Linked DNA regions of Homo sapiens: region 1 is linked to region 2. A link is a contact called in ENCODE Hi-C or POLR2A ChIA-PET data. All regions are on one chromosome and are shown on one strand. Each heading gives the region's core, a stretch centred on a gene start or an enhancer-like site at or near the end of the contact. The rest is flanking DNA. Distances are from core to core; before and after follow the strand shown. Region 1 overlaps SLC10A7 (solute carrier family 10 member 7). Region 2 has its middle 91 kb from the start of ZNF827.

Region 1 (3,392 bases), core at 809-3,308, 430 kb after region 2:
TTATAAGGGATACACATTAGGCAAGGTCTGGGAAGGAGTGCAGAGCTTCTATGCTCTCTCAGAGAACATCAAGATGCTCACAAACCAAGAGGCAACACCGAGTTTTAATTGGTGTCTCATTATGTAGGCATAATTGATTAAATCACGGATCACATGATTGAATTCAATCTCCAGCCCCCTCCTCTTCCTAGAGGTCAGGCAGCTGAAAGTTCCAACCTTCTAATCACATGCTTGGTCTTTCTGGTGGCCAGTTCCCATCCCAAAGCTATCCAGGACTCACCAAGAGTAACCTCATTAGCCTAACAAAGATACTCCCATCACTCAGAAAATTCCAAAGGTTATTGAAGCTCTGTGCCAAGAACTTGGGTCAAAGACTAGATATATTTTTAAATTATACAACAGGCACATTATTTAAGTATTCTAGGCTCTGTGGACCATATGGTCATAAATTCTCAACTCTGCTATTGTGGTGCAAAAGCAGCCATAGGCAATATATAAACTAATGAGTGTGGCTGTGTTCCAATAAAACTTTATCTATGGATACTAAAATTTGATTTTTGTTTAATTTTCATATCTTGAAATTTTATTCTTCTTTTGATTTTTATCCAAACATTAAAAAAAGTAAACACTATTCTTTCCTTTTATTTTAATTTTTGTGGGTACATAATAGGTGTATATATTTATGGGGTATATGAGATGTTTTGATACAAGCATACAATGTGTAATAATCACATCATATAAAATGGGTATCCATCTCCTCAAGCATCCATCCCTTGTGTTACAAACAACCCAATTATACTCCTTAGTTATTTTTAAATGTACAATTAAATTATTATTGACTATAGTCACCCTGTTGTGCTATCAAATACTAGGTCTTATTCATTCTTTGTTTTTGGACCCATTAACCATCCCCTCATCGCCCCAAAAAACATTCTTAACTCATATACCACACAAAAAACTTTCAGCAAGCCTGATTTGCCCTGCAAACCACAGTTTGTTCATCCCTGCTCTTGGGTAAAAAAAGAAAATACAGACATTTCTAATGTCAGGAATGAAAGCAGGGACATCCTAAACTGCTTCAGATATTTAAAAGATGAGAATATTGTAGACAGCATTATGTCCCCAAATATGAAAACTTAGATGAAATGAACAAATTCCTTGAAAGACACAAACTACAAAAACTCTCTTAAGAACAGATGACCTAAATTTTCTATTACCTATCAAAGACATTAAATGTGTAGTTAAAAACTTTCCCAAAATGCAATTTCTAGGACCAAATGGCTGCACTGGTGAATTCTACCAAATATTTAAAGAAGAAATATTAATTCTATAAAAACTCACCAAGAGAAATACAACAGGAAAGAAAATTCGCCAAATCATTTTACGAGACCAGCACTAACCTGATACCAAAATCAGATTAAAACATCATAAGGAAACCACAGAAGAATAATCTTCATGCACATAGACATAAAACTCCTTATAAAATTTGAACTAATTTAACCTAGCAATATATAAAAAGGATGATACAGTATGACAAAGTGGAGTTTATTCCAGGAATGCAAAGTTGGCATAAGATTTAAGAATCAATCAAAGCAATTCACCTTATCAATAGATGAAAAAAGAAAAAAACATATAATCATTTCAATAGGTACAGAAAAATCATTTGACAAAATTCAATATATATTGATGATAAAAATTTAGAAGACTAGAACTGATAAAAATTTCCTCTGCCTCATATAAAAAACCAAACAGCTGACATCATACCTAACTGTAAAAGACTGAGTGTTCCTAAAATCAGGAACAAAGTTAGGATGTCTATTCTTATTACTACGTCTATCCAATCTTGGCCTTGTCAAAGTAAAATAAAATGGAGACTAGGCTGAAAATTCCCCAAGCAGACCAAGTCAGTTAGTCAAATAAGGATTTGATTGGTAAATGTAAGCAAAACTTAAGTTGGATTATTCCTTATAAATGTCTCTGATAATCAGAAACTAAAGTAACTCACCTTACAAAAATGGTGAAAGTAATTGTTATTGGCCTATCCTCTGCTATCTGGAAATCCCCACTGCTGTATCCAATCATTGTAAAGGTTAAACAACTTCCTCGTTTTTACTATAAAACCCAATCTGCAAGAGTAGGCCTCTGAGCTTCTAACCACTTTTGATTTTGAGGGCTTGTGTGTAACAATCTGTATTTACTATTTTACTCAACAGTAAACTTTAAAACTCTCTTTACTTATCTGATCTGATTTTTGTTTTGAACAGCCTGAAAGTGTTAGCCATGTAATACTGAAAGAAAAAGAAAGAAAATGCAAATAGATTGGAAAGGAATAAACCTGCCTTTATTCACAAATTACATCATCCTAGAAAACCTCCCTTCTGAAAAAAACTACAAAATAGGAAAGTTTATCAAAATTCAAGAATGCAAGGTCTATATTGAAAAATCAATGTATTTCTATATACAAGGAAGGAATAATTTTAAATTGAAATTAATAAAAATATTTTTCACAAACAGTTTAAAGAACATGAAATATAAAATAAAGCTAACAAAATACGTGTAGACTGTGTATGCTAAAGGTTATAAAACACTGATAAGATAAATTCTAAAAGACTTAAATAGAGAGATATGGATTAGAATCCTTGATATTAAGGTGTCAAATTTCTCCACATTGATTTATAGACTCAATGTAATCTCAGTCAAAATCCCTACAGGATTTTTAGTAGAAATTGACAAATGACTACAATTTATTTTAAAAATAAACTTTATTTATTTATTTATTCAGGGAATTATTCTTAGAAAAGTTGGAAGACTCACATTTTATATTTCACGATAAAGTTATGCTAATCAAGATAATGTGGTACTGGCTTAAGGACAGATATACGGATCAACAGAAGAGAAGAGAAAGTTCAGAAACAGATCTATATAGAGATGGTAAATTGATTTTTGGCAAAGGTGCTAGAGTAATTCAATGTGGAAAGAATAATCTTTTCAATAGGTGGTAACTGGACATCCACACACAAAAAAAAAAAACGAAAAACTCTGATGCTTATTCACACTACACACACAAAGCAACTTGGAATGGATCATAGACCTAAACATAAGAACTAAATCTATAAAACTTTCAGAACACTTAAAGAACATCTTTGTGACTCTGGATTAGGACAACATATCTACGTTAGGCTACAAAAATCACAAACTTTTGATATAATAAATTTTAAATCATAAAATTAAAAATGGATAAATTGGACTTCATTGTCCTTCAAAGTCACTGTAAAGAAAATGAAAAAGCAAACAGACTGGGAGAATAATTTCTAAAACACATAGCTGATAAAGGACTTGTATGCAGAATATATTTTTAAAACAAAATAAAACAAAACTCTTACAACTAAATA
Region 2 (3,353 bases), core at 840-3,339:
AATTGCAAGAGTTATAAAAGGGTAGGGAATGTTACGCCTTTAGAAATATTGTGGCCTAACTGCTACCTCACTGTCTTTAGATACATTGGGAAAGAATTTCTTCTACTTCTTATAGACAGTAATTATTTATTACTCCTTTTAAGAGTAATTTCACACACAAACACACACACACACACATATATATTTATCTCCAAAGTACCAATAAATAACACCAACAGCAGGAATTTTCATGGTTATTGTCTACTGGGTGTCAGGCACCCTATTAGGTGCTCTCCTGCATTATTTTTAATCCTCTCAAAGACCTTACAAGATTGTTCTTGTGGAAGTTTTACATATCAAAGAAGAGCAGCTATTGGTTTTGAGGAATTAAAGGGAAAGACTAGCTGGTTGTTCATGCACAAGACTCATAGGATTCCATTAACTTGGTGACTTTAACCGTGTCTTTAGCTCTGCAGGTTCAGACACCCACGTTTGTCAACAAGCTGAGAGTTGGTATCTCAGATATGGGTCATGTTATCCAGTGGAGGTGTGGACAACCAAAATGTCTCCTGATTAACCTATGATGACAATAAATGTGACACAGCCTGACCAGCCCATGGGAACTCATAACGCAATTAAAAGTTTGCTTGGTGAATGTTGATTTTAAAAAGGGGATGGTAGGTGACTATACAGGTTTAATTTTATCAGGTAAGAATGGCTTGAAGTGAGGTTACCAACCTTTACCTTTTACCTCAGTAGTTTCTCAGTGAGAAGAACAGACCCAGGGAACTTTTTGACATAAGAGTGATAGGCTCTGCCCCCAAAGCTCCAGTGCTCAGAGCTAGAGACTTCCACTTGGGCTTGAGCTAAAATGCTGGCCTTTGATATCTCATCCAGACTGAAGATAGGGCAGAGCCAACGTGACTTGCTTGCCTGCATGCACTATGAGAAACTGGAGCAGAAGGAAAGCAAAAGGAAGCCTGCTGAGGAGCTGAGGTACGAGGGCCCCGAGACTGGGCAGGCCAATCAAAGAAGGTGAAAGAGTGTGCACAAGCAATGCCCCGACTCCATCACCCCACCTTCTGATATGTAAAGCCAAGTGGTTGGTATGCTGTCTTGAGTCAGATTAGCTACTCTTACCCTGGTGAGAGAAGAATGAAAGGAGGGACAGAGAGACAGCATGCGTCAGTTCACATGTTCCCTAAAATGGTCTGCAAGTTGGATGGGGGGAAGTTCTCTCATCTGGAGCCTGAGGTGGAAATATGGGAAGAAGAATAACAATGTCTACAAAAGGGCAAGCACTGCTCTTGGCCAGGAGATGGGTATCTTTGACCAAGATGCAATTTTTTTTCCCTGAGCTGTTCTTAGATTGACTCATCAGCTTGCTCTGGAACCCCATAAAGGCAGGAGCAGAATTTGTTCATGCTCTTAGCACAGTGCTTAGCAAACTCTCAATGTATGTATGGAATACCTGCTTTTACTTCTCCTTTTTCTTCTTTCATGGTGTCGAACCGTACCTTAAATTGACTATTATTCCTTTAGTTGTTTTATTTTCCTCAATCAGATTACTAGGTTCAACATGACGACTTTGCACATCTCTGCTCCATACAATATGTATTGATTTTGTTGTTTAGCTCTTGGAGGACAACCTCATTTTCCTTCCTGATACCAAGTTCTTTAGGGACACATTTCCCTATAGCTGTCAAGAACCTGCTGTCTCATTCCCATCCTACAGTCATTTAAGAGCAAAGCCAAAGTTAAGATCTGAGGTCACAGGAAAAAAAAAAAGATGTTATAGGATGTACTGTTTGAACAACTCCTGTTAGATGTTAGTGTTTCACAGAACTCATCAGAGAAACCCAAGTTTTCACAAAACACTACATTTATTTCCACCTCCCACAGCAGTTATCTTGCCCAAGAGAGGAAATTGTTTCCAATTTACACATGGTAAAGGACACCTCCTGAAAATTTCCCTTTGGGGCTAGGAATTTAATCTTACTACTGGGTTAATGCATTTATTTGGGTGGCTTTTTAACCTAAATAAGTGAGCAGTACTTCCTCCCACCATCACTTTCATAATTGCTGTGAAAAGAAGCCCTCGTGGGGGTTGCTGCAGAGACAGCCTGGGGAAACCCCGTGAAGTTAAATGCGCTGCTTGAAAACACAGACACCCGGTTCTAGCTGCTCCAGCCCTGAGCCATTAGATTTGGTCGTCAAGGAGCCCAGCAGGGCAAAGGTCAATTTCTCTTTGCTTTTTTCTTCCACTTCCTGTTCTTCCACTTTTTCCATTGTCTTCTCACAGCTATCCCAGGCTCTCTCCTTCTTTTTCTCTTGTCTTTTCATATTCTCAAAAAACAGGATAACTTTCAAAGCCTTTCCTTTCTTTTCTCACTCTATCCACATCCCCTCGGCTGTTCAAATGCATAGAGTTCACCCTTAAGCTAAGGAGACAGTGCAAATTTTATAGTAAGAATGTAGGCTAAGAAGCCAGACTTCCTGGGGCTGAATCCCAGTTGCTTGGGAGAGTTACTGAATCTCTCAGGACCTCAGTTTCTACATCTATAAAATGGGAATGATACTAGTAGTTCTTATCCTATAAGGTTATTATGAGAGTCAAATCAGTTAATATATGTAACGTGATTAGGAATGTTATGTAACGTATATAAGAGTGTTTGCTGGGAAAAAACAACAACAACATGTCACAAGTGGGTAAGAATGAAAATGGGCTTAGAACAGAGATCACATTCCACCCTCTGTCCCTTTGATTAAGGATAGGGGTTTGGCTGCATCTGCTTTTCTTCCCCTAAAATATCCACGTATTCTAAAACTCTGAGTATGTTTTTTGTGTAAACTGAACATAGTTCAGAACTTTTTTCTCAGCTACCATTTTCTTTTTGGAGAGTGATAAACTTGATCTCTTTTGTGAAGAGCTATTTCTGGCTAGCTTTAACATAATGTTTAAATTAATGACCATTTGTTTATGCCCATGATGTATAAGCTAAACAACTGCCCCTGCATTCTATAATTCCAGTCCCAAGGAAGGGGAAAAAAAATGCCAGGATAGCATGGGGAAGAAAATAGCCATCATCACCAACCCACCAGAAAATCTCCCTCCTCTCATATTCACTCTTTAATTACAGAACTGCATTTATGTACACATTTGGAGAATTACATGTTTATATGTCTTGTCTCCTCTTGATCATAAGGTAGTGTCTGTTCCATCTTATGTATTCTTGGTGCTCAGAACAGTGCTACACTTACCTGTGGGTGTAAAGTACAATTTGCTGACAAACTATAAAGCAATATAAATAGATCATATATTAGACTAGTATTAAAGGTTTTAAAAATAGTCTATTTTAAAAATATAGTTTGTG

What was found. A loop is a pair of places that touch in the nucleus more often than their neighbours do. ChIA-PET counts read pairs that join two places held with the same protein, here RNA polymerase II (POLR2A). Pooled maps may share reads with other maps.
Region 1: a pooled map shows a loop between it and region 2 (2.1-fold over the local background). The contact joins two enhancer-like sites. A Hi-C loop is called at or near these places in 1 of 37 single-sample maps with no recorded cell type and 3 of 50 pooled maps. POLR2A ChIA-PET finds 5 or more read pairs at or near these places in 1 of 52 experiments (activated T-cell).

The regions. Positions count from the first base shown.
Region 1 is chr4:146,456,598-146,459,989 of GRCh38, forward strand. The region is part of intron 4 of SLC10A7 (solute carrier family 10 member 7); the gene reads right to left. Among named protein-coding and RNA genes, the nearest start is that of MIR7849, 50 kb to the left of the region's middle. Within about 2 kb of position 2,059, at least 5 of the 41 ENCODE cell types and tissues checked have a DNase peak (open chromatin) inside an H3K27ac peak, as active enhancers do.
Region 2 is chr4:146,028,007-146,031,359 of GRCh38, forward strand. No RefSeq gene overlaps it. Among named protein-coding and RNA genes, the nearest start is that of ZNF827, 91 kb to the left of the region's middle. RefSeq lists an enhancer at 2,221-2,440. Within about 2 kb of position 2,090, at least 4 of the 41 ENCODE cell types and tissues checked have a DNase peak (open chromatin) inside an H3K27ac peak, as active enhancers do.